Regions from separate parts of the Homo sapiens genome. Here region 2 is linked to region 1. A link is a loop called in an ENCODE intact Hi-C map of the cell type or tissue named here. Cell type or tissue: heart right ventricle. All regions are shown on one strand.

What was found. Hi-C counts contacts between places; a loop is a spot of excess contacts. Peaks named below come from ENCODE experiments on the same cell type or tissue, not always from the same donor. Only the 100,000 strongest peaks of a DNase experiment are listed, where the experiment ranks them.
Region 2: it touches region 1 in a loop (2.2-fold over the local background); 4 of 110 quality-filtered maps call a loop at or near these places.

The regions. Positions count from the first base shown.
Region 1 is chr1:170,143,691-170,147,690 of GRCh38, reverse strand. NTMT2 (N-terminal Xaa-Pro-Lys N-methyltransferase 2) reads right to left here and starts at 1,732. Exons shown (of 4, transcript NM_001136107.2): 1 at 1,430-1,732. The coding sequence starts at 1,583. RefSeq lists enhancers at 1,089-1,619, 1,620-2,151. In heart right ventricle, a CTCF peak has its summit at 2,484; a DNase peak (open chromatin) is centred at 1,770; H3K4me3 peaks cover 1,823 bases; H3K27ac peaks cover 2,877 bases.
Region 2 is chr1:170,352,927-170,356,926 of GRCh38, reverse strand. No RefSeq gene overlaps it. Among named protein-coding and RNA genes, the nearest start is that of LINC01142, 71 kb to the right of the region's middle. In heart right ventricle, no CTCF peak of the experiment used is centred here; no DNase peak of the experiment used is centred here; H3K27ac peaks cover 2,693 bases.

The DNA of each region.
Region 1 (4,000 bases):
TTTCTCCAGTCTAATAAAACCAAAGCTACCAACCTACTCTTATTGAGGTATGGCCTGAAGAGTGTCTCCAGAAAAGCAATGCTTTGCCAGTATATGAAGTGACTAGAACATCATCACCTTCCATTTAAACTGCTGTATTTTTTTTTCCTTTTGGATATAGATGAGATGTATTATACGTCCTAAAAGAATTACTCATGGGCAGTGTGATCTACCAAAAAAAAGCCCTGGACTTTGGTCTTTGCTTTCATATTACTCTATCTAGATTAAATATCATCATCTCTGAATTTTACTTCCCTCCTTTGAAAAAGTAAAATGAAAGGAAGAAGGAGGGAAGATAGGTAGAAAAAAAAATGATAACTTACCCTATCTATTTCATAGTGTGACTATGAGAATCAAATAAAGTCATAGACGATAAAAAGTTTTAGAAAGAAGTTATATAAATATGAGATGAAGGTATTTGTATGTTTAGAATTAAAGATCCCTCATAAATGGATTTACAAAAAGGTTTTGGTAGGCTGCTAACATTCGGTTGCTTGAATGCAATACAAAGAATTATGTAGCTGCTTCGACAGCTGGAAACCCTGACCACATCAAGTGCACAATGGGGCTTTCAAACGACCTTAAGAAAACAGACTAGGCTGATACACAGCCTTCTTGCTTTCACTGGGGGAAAATACAAATCAAAGGGAGAAGGGTATTTTACTCTTTAATGGTAAGTTATTTCCTCTTCAGTGCTGTTTAGGGTGCCCTGAAGTAACTGCTTTCACAGAGGCTGAAAAAAGTAGAGTAGGCAAAACAGATAAGCTTTTTATTGCTCTATTGTCCAATTCTCTGAAAACTAGAGGAGATAACAAAAATGGAGACAGACCACTGACTTCTTAATATTCAAAAACCAAGCTAAAATCTCCTTTTTTTAGGCTCTCTGACTATTCTTGTGATTCAAGAAGACCGCAGAGGATTGTAAGTGTGTACACAAGCACAGACACAGAAACATACATACATAACCCAAGCACATTTTGATCTATCATTATTTAGTCTTTCTTTTTAACTCTTACTCAATGTATTAATGCATTAATACTCTCATCTTTGAATTATCAAATTTGCCCAATTACAATTTTTTGTAAATATTAAACATGTCTGAGTTTCTACAAGCCTGATACTCATGCAACAGACACCCAGAGAAGCAAATCACAGTGCCTGAGGGTGCATGGAAATCCCAAAATAAAGTCCTGACTCTATTTTAGGCACTTAATCTTTGTATTCTCCATAAAGAATTCCACTGAAACATTTCAGCCCAGTGACATTGGTTGTGGAGTTTTTTTTGTCTGAAAAGTGTCCTTGTTTTAAATTCTCTTCTAGAAGCCCCATGACCTCATGCAATCCCATCAGTCATTTCTTGTTTCTTATCTAGTAGCTCTGACTCACTTACCCAGGGGAATTTTTTCCAGCAGGTAGAGATAGCTCTGAAAGAAGTCATTGCGAATGGCTTTGTGAAGGATAAAAGACATGCTATGTCTACAGAGTTCATCGTCGGTCTTCTGCCAGCGGGATCTAAAGGCAAAATGGGCTCCCCGGTGGGCCATGACAAAGGGGGATAATAATGATTCCTACAGAGAAAGGAAGCTTGCCTTGCTGTTTCTTTGAATTAGCCTTCTCTTTCTAAATGAACTTGAGACTGTCATTTTAAACCAGTCCCCTCTCCATCTATATCAGGACAGGCTGTCATGGGTGTGGGGAGGAGGGGCAGCACACAGTGGGAGGGGAGGGCAGGCTCTTGGCACGTCCCTCCGTCTGATTGCTTGGGTGACACCACTCCAAGCCAGCAGGTGCTAAGTAAGGATGAAAACTGGCTGAGAGAGATCCTGCTTCATCCAGGAAAAAGCACGCCTCTCTCCTTTAGCCACCACTTCAAACAGGCAAGAGCACAGCCTGCTAACACCCTGAATATTTGCCTTAATTTGATTTCTAAATTGGAATAGCCTAATTTCCATTTCAAAGAGTTGTGAATATTTTGCAAGAGATCTTGTTCCCTGATTTCCATCACTCCTCGTAGAACACTGAATCCTCAAATTACAAGGACCCTTCAAAGTCATCTTAGCCACTCATGCTCCTTTCATCAGTACAATTTCTCCCAAATAATTTCATAGAAATGTGTATGTGTTTCCTATTTTGAAGGATCTTCAAGAGAAGCAATTATTTGAAAGCTTGTTTTGACGTTAAATATCCTTCTCTGTCAGCAAACTCTTCCATCTAGCTTGCTGTAAACAACAACTATTCATGTAAGCCTGTTTCTTCCTCTCTGCCTACTCTGAATATAATTTTCCTCTTAAGTACATTTGTTTTCTGTACCGGGTATCTTCTGATTGTCCCTCCGGATACACTCTCCACTCTTCATACATTACTATGTGTTCCCCAGGAGGCTGACCTACATCAGTGGACTCCATTGCCCTCTAGCTTCTAGTTGGCTTTAGCCAATGGATAGTGCCAGGAGGAGACAGGAGGAAAGTGAGGTCAAGGTATTTATTCCCTTGGCACCTTCTCTGTGGAAATGCCATGAGCTGACCATATCCTTTAACAAAAGGTCATACGTCTGACCAGGGTCTTCTCATACAAATATCCTCTCCTGGTTCTGTTCATTTCTCCTTCACCTGACTGCTTGAGGCCCAGGGGGAGTGATGTATCAGGTGACAAGCCCAATTCCTTGTAATTTTCCTATACTTGCCCACATATTTGTAAATAGTCCCTTTATTAAACCAGTTCGAATTCCCAATTTGTGAATTCCATCTGTTCCCTACAGGGACCATGACTACTGTTTTCCTCCCCTTATGTTCCTAACAGGAAAATGTGTAAGATCTCAATACACTATTGGCCCTATGCCATGTGCACCCACAGACCCCCTGCCTGTACATATACACATGCTAATATACACAAATGCACACATTATGGTAGGCAACTTCTAATGTGACCCCTGTCTTAGTTCAGGCTGCTCTAACGTATTACCAAAGACTATGTGGCTTAAACAACAAACATTTATTTCTCACAGTTCTGGAAGCTGTGAAGTCAAAGATCAAGGTGCTGGCAGATCCCATGTCTAGTGAGGGCCCTCTGTCTGGTTTGCAGATTGCCCTCTTCTCATTGTGTGCTCACATGGCAGAGAGTTAAATCAAGCTCTTGTGTCTTTTCTTATAAGGGCACTTATCCCCTTCATAAGGGCTCCACCCTCATGACCTAATTATCTCCCAAAGGCCCCCATCTCCAAATCCCAACACATTAGGGCTCAGAATTTCAACATAAAAATTTTGATGGAACACAAACATTCAGTCCACAGCAGTCCATAAGAATCCCCATCTTCTTTCTTCCTGGTATTCACCTCTTCCTGTAATCCTCTTTTTTTGAGTATAGGCTGGACTTAAGGACTCACCGCTGAAGAATAAAATATGGTGAAAGTGATGAGATGTCACTTTTAAGAAGAGGTTATTAAAAGATTGTCTTAGGTGTCTTCTTTCTCTCACTTGCTTGTTTGCCATGTGGGAAGACTGCTGCCTATTGTGAGTGGCCATGTGGAGAGGCCTGCATGTCAAGGAGCTGAAGTCCTAGGTCAAACAGCCCAGAAGACACTGAAATCCACTAACAACAGTGTAAGTGAGCTTGGAAGCGAATCCTTCCCCAATTAACGGTTTGGCTGCAACTTGATGGGAGACCCTAAGTCAGTTATGTCATACCCAGGTTACTAATCCACAGAAATGTGTTTATTATTTTAAGCAACTAAGTTTGGGGATTATTTGTTACAATGCCACAAGATACAATGAATTCATACATTGTCCATGAATTTTTTTTTTTTTTTTTTGAGACAGGGTCACGCTCTGTCACCCAGGCTGGAGTGCAGGGGTGTGATCATGGCTCACTGCAGCCTCAATCTCCCAAGTCTCAAGCAATCCTCCCACCTGATTCTCCAGAGTAGCTAGGACTATGGGCATGCATCAGCACATCTGGATTTTTT
Region 2 (4,000 bases), 210 kb before region 1:
ATAATAACACAGAAAACTGTAAACAAACAAAACAGAATATAACATACTGCTAACTAAGTGATACTTTTCTACCTCTACCACATTCCTTCCTAGGCTAGGGCTCCTACTCATGCAACCAGTATCAGGCAATTGTGAAAGTGAGAATCAATCCAATATGAGCCAGTAGAGGTAGAAAGAAACTGCATAGGTTTCTATTTTTCTGAAAGCCTTCTGTTTCAAGGAAGTTTTGAGGCTTGTACACCTGTTAGACCTCCACCTGATGTCCTATAGCATTACTACTGCCTCCATCTCTTGTGTTTCTACAGCATGAAAGTTGTTCTTTTCCTTTTCAAGAGCCTGCAGGAATTTCTATGAGGAGTGTGTGTAAATGGATGGTATTTAGGTAACCACACTTCTGCTTGTAAGCTATTGGTAAGATTTCATAATTTTATGCCCCTTTGCTTACTTTAAAACTCCTTATTGGGCTTTGTTACCATCAGTGAATTCTCACATTTTTGGGAGTTTTTGAGTCGAAGGGTGTTACTTTGGACATGTTCACAGGCCATTTTACACATTTGAAAGTTGTTCACAGATAAAACATATGAAAACTTGAAACCTTTCTCTTGTGAATAAACAAAATGGTTCAAATAAATCTTTGGTCTACCTGAGGCAGTCCACTTACCCATGTAGAAACTTTCAATAATAATTGGTATGGTCAAGAATTCCTTCAAAGTATTGCCATGGTATATACAAACACAGACTTGAAAACTCTACATGGTTTGAAATGTGATTAACTCCAAAAATACCTCTGTTTATGCTTAGTCTTAACAATAAAAAGATGCTGAAGTTACACTTGACATTTTGGCAACCAAGGACTAATACTACTCTTTAAGGCTCTTCACCCCAAATCAAAGTCAGTCAGAACTCTGTTAATTAAATTATGGAATCCTGACAAGATCTGGATTTTTGCAGTCTAGAAGACCACTCATAGAAGGTAGTCCTTTGACTATTTTTTTTTTCCTCAGGAAAAAATTCGGTCAGATGAGTAACTATAAGTGTATCTACAACATATTTGTGAATCTCAGAGTCCATTGGTGTAATTTAATTTAATAAATATTTCACGCAAAATCCAAGTAGCTAAAAAACTGACTAACTGAGGCAATGTGATTGATGGAAAACTAGAGGGTAATTTTCAAGGTGATTGAACTTACAGAGTAGATCAACTTCAAGGTAGTATGGAAACCATGCCTAGAAGAGCAACACCTGGGTCTGCTTCTATCCAATCTGACCAAGGCAATCAAGTCAGAGCTTTACCAGATGCCTGCAGAATCTGAATGAATTGGCAGATACCCAATGCTTCAGAGAAAGAGAAGGAAAATAGGTCATTTTCTGAGAAAAACCCAACAGAGAATTCTATCCTAGCTACATTACATTTCATGCAAGGGAGACATCTTGTGCTCCATTAAGCCTAGAGTTTTATTTTTAGTAAGGATGAATGGCAGCTTTTCTCTGCTATCTTAGGTGACCTTTTATAAGGTAAATTTATCTGAAAGAGCCAAACATAAAATCTACACTCAGGCTACAGATGAAGCAATGTACATTTTTACCTTGAAATTAAAACACAGCAATCACTTTGGCTAACAATAGAATTCTTCAGCCTCCTATTTTTAAAGCTTTCAGGCTTGAAAAAATACAAATTCTCTAAAATAGAAACTTTAAAGAGAAAGCCATCAATGAACCAGGTTATGTTAAAAACTCAAATTAGAGCTAATGAGTTTATGATGCTGATTTTTAAATTCAATTTAATAAATAACTTGTTGAGTCTATTGTATGCATGAAGCACAGTACTGAGTAAAAATTATAGGCACTACTTCTTTAAGAGAGTTTTTGTCTAGGAGAAAACAAAGATGTATTAAAGGGCCATTTAGCATGATAGAAACTAGAGAGAACACAACACATAACTGTAGGAATATTTCATGGCGCAAATTTCTGGATTTCCCATGCTTGGTCAATCAACTTCAGAAGAATGTGGGAAAGCCAGTGACTTCTCCTCTGAGGGCAGTCCAATGCAAGGGTAAGGAGGGGATTCTGGAACTATAGAAGTGACTAATACCATGAAATGAAAGTGAAAAAGTTACTTGGATCTCTATTTACAAGTTTATTCAAAATTGCCCTGGAAGGGAAAGCCAGCATGTGGATCAAAATAACGCACTTAGGGCTGAAGAGTGAAAAGGTCAGAAACACGACTGGGGAGTGATAGGTCCAAGGCTCAAGAAAGGGACCCTGGGGGACAGTCCAATCCGAAATGGCAAGGGAAAATAAATGGCAATGGAATTTGACCCAAAGCTTTTGGAGCCTTAAGTTTTAAATAAAACGTAAACCTTGAGGGCAAAGTCCTGCTTGCAGAAATCTTATCTCATGGAGAAGAACTATGCTGGGCCCAGAACGCTCTAACCAGTCACTGATACACTAGGGAGACTATCTGGCAGGGTGTGACAGTTCAGAGTGGCACTGTATGCCCTTCTGGATTTGTATAGTCATGTCCAGTTTACCTGTGTCAGACAAGACTTTGACAGGCCTAACAGAAGGAATTATGCAGGGTTGCCAGTTATCCGAGCTGCTGGAAACACCACTAGGCTAGCCAGCCAAAGAAAAATACATGCGCCTGCCAGAAGTAACAAAGTAATGGACTTTCCATGAGCAGCTATCAGTTCTGGATGATTTGTTATTTTTAGAGAAAAGACTTATGTATAGTAGGTACTGCGGTCATTAAGACCTGAACTGATGTGGTTCTTGGATTCAGGATAAGGGTGTGGAGGTGCTAGTGAAGAAATGAAGCATCAAGGCAGAGAATTTGTGTTTCAAAAAAAACAGTAAGATATAAATATTAGGGAAATATACAATAGCTCACACTTTAAAGTATGGAATGTCAAAGTCTAAGCATTCTGTATGGCACTAACAACCTGGCATAAACACATAGTTTGTAATGAGAAGGAAACAAGGGTTTAGGAAATGCAAATATGCTTTACCTATAATTGACATCTATACTGTGTGCCTTAGAAATCGAAAGACAAGATGTATAAAAATTTTTCACACATAATAATAATACTTGATGGTCCTTAACTAAACTGTCTTAAACTGGGATCTATGAGTTCACCTTGGCCCTGTAAGTTTCCAGAAATTTCCTGAGGGTCAATTTAACCCCTAGATCCTTGGGCTTCTGATTTTAATTAAAATATATTTTTTGCAATGTATCAGATAAGATCATGAAATTTCTCAGTAGACACATTTTGAATGATACCTATGGCTTTAAAAACAACCTCCTAAGAAACCAGCAAATATCAGGTACAAAGTCGTAAATATGGAACTTCATACTGTTTTCCTAGACCTTAGCACATTATCTTGCACAAGGTTAGTACCTAGAAAAAACTTGTTGGACTGATAGAGAATAAATTTTTCTCATTAATAAGTGAATCCTATATAAAAGTTAATATCCTTCATAGTAACCTATTTTATTTCTCTTAGAACTAGAAGCATCATTTAATCTAGGAGTGCCAGATGTCATCATTCAATCAAGTATTCAGCATTCTATCTATCTAAATATTCATGAGCCCAGATGCCTAGGAAATGTCAGATTGCCAATACTTCTGTGAAATTATGTAGCAGAAACTGTTCGATGTATGTTTTCGGGAAAACTAGTTCCAGGCTTGAGTCTCTGATTTTACTCAGTATTTAGCTGAAGGTCCATTGTCTTATCTCACAGTTAATATGAAACTTAATACATAGTTTCTTATTAACACTGGAAGGTGTGGGTTAAAATCCCAATTTGTTCCTTTCACATAAAACTGTTTATCTAAATCCAGCAGCAGACAAAGAATGGTATCATGTGCCCATTTCTTAGCAAGACATCCTTCATAGCCTTCCCACCATGGATAACTATTGAAGGTAAAATCAATCTCCAGATGCCATTCATTTGAATTAATGTCTATATTCTTGCATTAATGGTAAGAGAATAATAAGT